Linked DNA regions of Homo sapiens: region 2 is linked to region 1. A link is a contact called in ENCODE Hi-C or POLR2A ChIA-PET data. All regions are on one chromosome and are shown on one strand. Each heading gives the region's core, a stretch centred on a gene start or an enhancer-like site at or near the end of the contact. The rest is flanking DNA. Distances are from core to core; before and after follow the strand shown.

What was found. A loop is a pair of places that touch in the nucleus more often than their neighbours do. ChIA-PET counts read pairs that join two places held with the same protein, here RNA polymerase II (POLR2A). Pooled maps may share reads with other maps.
Region 2: a map of sciatic nerve shows a loop between it and region 1 (4-fold over the local background). The contact joins two enhancer-like sites. A Hi-C loop is called at or near these places in 1 of 168 maps with a recorded cell type or tissue (sciatic nerve) and 5 of 50 pooled maps. POLR2A ChIA-PET finds 5 or more read pairs at or near these places in 1 of 52 experiments (AG04449).

Annotation. Positions count from the first base shown.
Region 1 is chr20:52,047,759-52,051,252 of GRCh38, forward strand. No RefSeq gene overlaps it. Among named protein-coding and RNA genes, the nearest start is that of ZFP64, 140 kb to the right of the region's middle. RefSeq lists enhancers at 96-615, 616-1,133, 1,134-1,652, 1,653-2,170. Within about 2 kb of position 1,518, at least 3 of the 41 ENCODE cell types and tissues checked have a DNase peak (open chromatin) inside an H3K27ac peak, as active enhancers do.
Region 2 is chr20:51,724,282-51,727,607 of GRCh38, forward strand. It overlaps ATP9A (ATPase phospholipid transporting 9A (putative)), which reads right to left. Exons shown (of 28, transcript NM_006045.3): 3 at 1,538-1,651. Among named protein-coding and RNA genes, the nearest start is that of ATP9A, 42 kb to the right of the region's middle. Within about 2 kb of position 1,475, at least 2 of the 41 ENCODE cell types and tissues checked have a DNase peak (open chromatin) inside an H3K27ac peak, as active enhancers do.

The sequences.
Region 1 (3,494 bases), core at 268-2,767:
TTAGAGATTCACAAAAAAAGAGAAATCCTGGCTATTCTTTGAAGCTACAAACAAGCCCTGCATTTCTGTATGTTCTTAGAAAAAGCTCTGGCCAGGCAGTTTTTTTGTGTGTGTGATCACACCAGTAGCATCACTGAGTTCAAAGTGGGGGGAAAACCCATTTTAACAATGCAAGAATTTCCCAAAGTCCAAACGCCCGGGCCACACCGCTCCCACAAATGGAAATAGTATCAGATCTGCATCATAATTGATCCTCCAGATTTCCACCCACAAAAGAAGGATGTGGTCAGTAAGAACAAATAACACAGGGGCCGCGGAGAGAAGCTTTTTTGCAAACTTTCCCCTCACTCCACCCACAAAAGTCAGGCAACCGACGTACATGTCAGCATAATCGCTCAAGATATGATCGCGTTTGAGGCTTATGAAATGTTATCAAACGCAGTGGACAAGCACATCGGCGATATTTCTTTTTTCCGCTGAGATGTGAACTGCTGATAAATATCCATGGTTGAGTTTTTTCCATACTTTGATTCTTCAAAAGCTAAGCCATTCAAGGTGTCAAGGCTTTTTGCCCCTGCCTTCCACAGACAACAAGGGGGAGAAAAAAGAAAAAAAGAAAAAAGAGGATGAAAATGAGGGGGAATAAGAGAAAAAAAAATGGACACAGATAAAAGAAATTAAGCGAGCCATAATGTCTGTGCTTTATTTTAACTGGGTTGTCCTGTCCCGCTGTGCAGCCCATAATCCAAGCTGGGAGAGAGGCCCCCGCTGGGTAGCTAATTAAAACAATTATAAATACAAAGAAGGTATCAATGGCATTCCAAGACTCAAACAAAGAGATAAAGCACTGAAGATTTAAATTGTCAATGGCCAGTCTCTTTAGGCAATTCTGAAGAGGAGTCAGTGTCCCCAAGTCCCCCGAACTCCTTTGTAAACTGACTTATGTTTGGTTACAGGGGACCCTCCTCCCTCCTTTTTGGGGGGCTTATCGACATGAAAATTCATCAGTGATGGAATTAAGGGAAGTTAATTTATAGGCTCACATACAGTTATTTGTCCTGGCGCGTCAGAATAGTGGACCTGAGTTTAAAATTAAAATCTAATCTGGAAAAAAGACCCCAGCCCTCCTTATTGAATCAGTATTTTTATTCGTATTTTTTGGCAAGAAATTAGATGCAGGTATCAGTATTTTTAAAGACAAGAAAACAAACAAAAAGATCTTTTAGCCCCAATTGAAAGTGACACAAACCGTTTTTTTTTTTTTTAAGTACTGTGGGCAACTTTAGGAATGTTAAAAATGTAGCAAGTGTGCTAGACTACTTTCTCAGTGTATTTTTATAAAATGATTTGCAGAATCAAACTTACCCAACAAAAATAGAAAGCTTTCCTAATTTCTTAGACCTAGGATTTCCCCTGCCTGCTTTCTGGCTTTTGTAGAGCACTTAAAGGAACACTCAAATCATACATGCTAAGAGATAGCAGCCCAGTGCAGTTTAAAGGGACTCTCAGCCTACAGTCTGAACGAATAGAATGGATCGCAGAAGTTTCCAGGTGGGTCCCTTGGAGAGGGTGGTCAGTTTGCTCTCAAGAGCTGGGTGTGATCAGCGACAGCCTGAGCTCCAGGGCCTGGCCAGTGTGCTACAGGAGAGAGAGCCAAAGGCCTCAGCTCTTAGAAGGCTCACTCGGCCTCAGCTCTTAGAAGGCTCACTCTGAAAAGGAGGTGGTGACAGCAACTCTGGTCCTTCTTTTCACCATGAAAGAAAGCGCAGTAACTGGTGTAACTGGTAAAAGCCAAAAGGGAGGGAGGCAATTAAGGTCGAGGAGACTGATAAGAACTCAGTAGGGGTCAGAGCCCTTCTCCTACTCCTTCACCCACCCTCCTCTGCTCCTTTCTCAGCTCCTCCCACTACCACTCCTTTTTCTTCTCCCCTCTTCCCCTCCTCCTTTTCCCTCCTTTTCTTCTTCTTCTAATTCCTCTTCCCTCTTTTTTTTTTTTTCTTTTTTTTGAGACGAAGTCTTATTCTCTTGCCCAGGCTGGAGTGCAGTGGTGTGATCTTGGCTCCTTCCAACCTCAGCCTCCCGGGTTCAAGCGATTCTCCTGACTCAGCCTCCCAAGTAGCTGGGATTACAGGCGAGTGCCACCATGCTGGGGTAATTTTTGTATTTTTAGTAGAGACAGGGTTTCACCATGTTGGCCAGGCCAGTCTCGAACTCCTGACCTCAAGTGATCCACCCACCTCAGCCTCCCATAGTACTGGGATTACAGGCGTGAGCCACCATGCCCGGCCTCCTCTTTTAATCTTCCTCCTCCTGGCTGGGCATGGTGGCTCACGCCTATAATCCCAGCACTTTGGGAGGCTGAGGCAGGCGGATCACGAGGTCAGGAGTTCGAGACCAGCCTGGCCAACATGGTGAAACCCCGTCTCTAGGAAAAATACAAAAAATTAGCTGGGCATGGTGGCGCATGCCTCTAATCCCAGCTACCTGGGAAGCTGAGGCAGGAGAATCGCTTGAACCCAGGAGGCAGAGGTTGCAGTGAGTGGAGATCATGCCACTGCACTCCAGCCTGGACGACAGTGTGAGACTCCGTCTCAAAAATAAATAAATCTTCCTCCTCCAATTCTTCTTCTTATCTTCCTTCTCCTTTATCTTCTTTTCCTTCTCTTCCTCCTTATACTTTTTTCCCTTCTTCCTCTTCTCCTTCTGCTTCTCCCCTTCCTCCTCCTTCCTCCTCCTCTTTCTCCTCTTCTTCCTTTTTTACTTTGCCTCTATTTGTAAGGAGATTGAGACTTTCTTCTTTAGGAATATCCATGGCTTTTCACTCTTTGCCTTTGTGCAAGTAATTGGAAGATGTGCTTCTTTCCTGGGTGGAAATATTATCAATAAAAAAGATGGAGGTCTGAGACTGAATGGAAACATTGGCCTGAAGCATTTGCCACAGGTGATGGTGATTACCAAAAAGAAAAATGGGATTTGACCAGAATGACTTTGTTTTCTGGGCTAAAAACTTTGCCTAATAAAGCACCTTAGCTGATGTATGTATTTATGAGTTATTATGTGTCTAGAGTATTAACATAAAGTACAGAGGCTCCTCTGGTTATGAATGTTCAATTCAGAACTGATTTGAACAAAAAGTCCACACGGAAGCAAAAGTGTGGCCGGGCGCGGTGGCTCAAGCCTGTAATCCCAGAACTTTGGGAGGCTGAGGTGGGCGGATCACCTGAGGTCGGGAGTTCCAGACCTGCCTGACCAACATGGTGAAACCTCGTCTCTACTAAAAAAATACAAAAATAGCCGGGCGTGGTGGCGCATGCCTGTAATCCCAGCTACTCGGGAGGCTGAGGCAGGAGAATCGCTTGAACCCAGGAGGTAGAGGTTGCGGTGAGCCAAGATCGCGCCATTGCACTCCAGCATGGGCAACAAGAACAAAACTCTGTCCCCCACCGCCCCCAAAAAAAGAAGCAAAAGAGTGATAATTCAGCCCATTGCCAACA
Region 2 (3,326 bases), core at 225-2,724, 320 kb before region 1:
TAATACCTCAGTTTGGAGAAAAAAGGGTATCTATTCTGCCCTCTCCATAGCTCAGTTACATTGGACCTCTTTCTGTTTCTCAAATGCTCTAAGCACATGCCTGCTGCAGGGCCTTTGCATCACTGCCCCCTGGAATAGTCTCCTTCCCATCACTCCTCAGGAGGCCTTTCACAGCCACACAGGCTAAGGCTGCCCCTTCACATCTCCTACCCTTCACCTTCATTCATGTAAAAAATACTAAATGTATCTGGGATACCCCATCTGTCCTACGACCTTATTCTGTTACCTTCAGAGCACTTTTCACAATTTGTAACAATTTCATTTACTGGTTTATTGTCTATCCCTTCTGAATGTCAGCCCCACAGGGCAGAAATATTTGTCTACTCTGTTCATTGCTGCACCCCCAGAACCCAGCACAGGGCCTGGCACACAGCAGGTGCTCAACCACCATCTGCCAAATCAATGGAGAAAGAAAAGGAGGCGAGGGAAGGAACAGAGGGGCTACTCGGTTCTGCTACACATCGCATGCACAAAAGCATAGATTCTGCTACTTTTCCAACCCCTCACACTCAAATACTCTACATTGGTTAAAAAGAAAATGTGATCCCAGGAAACAATTCAAATACAAGGTGAGCATCCCTGATGCAGAATGCTTGGGAGCCGAAGTGTTTGAGATTGCAGATGTTTCCAGATTGGGGGACATCTGTGCCATCCTTACCAGTTAAGCATCTCAAATCCAAAAATCTGAAATCCAAAATGCTCCAGTGAGCATTTCGTTTGAGTCCCATGTTAGTGCTCAAAAGTTTTAGATTTTACATTTATTTATTTGGAATTTTTTTGTTTGTTTTTGTTTTTGTTTTGAGACAGGTCTCTCTCCATCACCCAGGCTGGAGTGCAGTGGCGTGATGTCAACTTACTGCAACCTCTGCCTCTCAGGTTCAAGCGATTCTCCTGCCTCAGCCTCACAAGTAGTTGGGACTACAGGCACGTCCCACCACACCCCACTAATTTTTATATTTTTAGTAGAGATGGGTTTCACCATGTTGCCCAGGCTGGTCTCAAACTCCTGGCCTCAGGTAATCCTCCCACCTCGGCCTCCCAAAGTGCTAGGACTACAGGCATGAGCCACCGTGCCTGGCCAGATTTTAGACCATTTGAGATTTTGGATTTGGGATGCTCAACCTGTGATATAATCCATGAGGACAGGGGATTTGTCTTTCTCATTTACCTCTGTGTTCCCAGAGTCTAGACTTGTGCCATATACAATAAACATACAATAAATCCTTGTTGAGATAATGCAAGACCCAACAGCTAAATGAATAAATGAACGGCACAGGCTTTGCTATAGTTTGATCCAGGCGGTATATGAAATGGAGCTTCAACGTTAAAGTCTCAGAGACTCCCAATGTATTGGCCTAAGGGCATCCTTTCCCTTACAAGGCCACCATCCCATTCCAGATGCCTAAGTGAGAGAAACAAAGAACTTTCTGTTTCCAAACCTCTAAGGTTACTGAACAAACAATGCCGATTAACTTACCAGGGGAACCCAGTAGGTATAGAGTGCACCAAGTCTCATTTCGGGAACAAACTGAGAGCAGGCAAGAAGTAAGAAATAGAGGTTGAAAAAGTATTTGAACTGGTTGAACAGCACCTGGAATGGAGGGAGACAACAGAGAAAGACATTCAGGGCTTGTCTGATGAGATCTGGAACATTTGGTGGGAAATGAATAACATCTAAAAACATTCCTGCAGCCAGGCGTGGTGGTTCACGCCTATAATCCCAGAACTTTGGGAGGCCGAGGCGAGCGGATCACCTGAGGTCAGGATTCGAGACCAGCCTGACCAACATGGCGAAACCCTGTCTCTACTAAAACTACAAAAATTAGCCAGGCGTGGTGGCAGGCACCTATAATCCCAGCTACTCAGGAGGCTGAAGCAGGAGAATTGCTTGAACCCGGGAGGAGGAAGTTGCAGTGAGCCAAGATCGCACCATTGCACTCCAACCTGGGCAACAAGAGCGAAACTCTGTCTCAAAAAAAAAAAAAAAAAAAAAAAAAAATCCTGCTTTATAATACAATTTACACTATACTTTTCACATAGAGCTTAAACACTTCCATATGTTGTTTAGAAAAACATACATGGGTAATAAAAGTATCATTTGTAAAAGAAAGAGTAAATAATGATATACATGGAAATTGTAAATACCAAATTCAGAAGAGTAGTTACTTCCTGGGGAAGGGGTAAAATCTAACATGGAGGGGCACACAGGGGCATCAACTATGTTATGTGTGTTTTGGGGTTTGGTTTTGTTTTTTGAGACCAGGTCTCGCTCTGTCACCCAGCCTGGAGTCCAGTGGCGTGATCGTAGCTCACTGCAGCCTCGAATTCCTGGGCTCAGGCGATCCTCCTGTCACAGCCTCCCAAGTAGCTGAAACCACAAGCATGCACCACCATGCCCAGCTAAATTTTTTGCTATTTGTAGAGACAGGGTCTCCCTATGTTGCCCAGGCTGGCCTTGAACTCCTGGGCTCAAGCGATCCTCCCACTTCAGCCTCCCAAAGTGTTGGGATTACAGACCTAAGCCACTGCGTCCAGACTGTGTTATTTCTTTTTTTTTTTTTTTTTTTTTTTTTTTGAGACGGAGCCTTGCTCTGTTGTTTAGGAGGAGGTTTTTGCGGAAAATGCTTATGCTATAAGGTTGAGTGCAAAAAGAAATAAAAAGTTATGTCCAGCCAGGCGCAGAGGCTCACACCTGTAATCCCAGCACTTTGGGAGGCTGAGGCAGGCGGATCACGAGGTAAGGATATCAAGACCATCCTGCCCAACAAGGTGAAACCCCGTCTCTACAAAAATACAAAAAATTAGCCAGGCACCTATAGGCTACTCAGGAGGTTGAGGCAAGAGAATCGCTTGAACACAAGAGGCAGACGTTGCAGTGAGCTGAGATCGCGCCACTACACTCCAGCCTGGGTGACAGAGCAAAACTCCATCTCAAAAAAAAAAAAAGTTACGTCCACAGCATGTCCAGACGTGGTGGTACATGCCTGTAATCCCAGCACTTTGGGAGGGCGAGGTTGGCAAATGGCTTGAGCTCAAGAGTTCGAGACCAGCCATGGCAACATGGTAAAACCCCATCACTACAAAAAATACAAATATTAGCCAAGAGTGGTGGCATGCACCCGTAGTCCCAGCTACTCAGGAGGCTGAAGTGGGAGGATCAATTGAGCCCAGGAGGCGGAGATAGTAGTGAGCCAAGATCATGTCACTGCACTCTCGCCTGGGTGACAATGAGTCCCCCACCTCAAAAAATAAAAAGTGAAACCCCA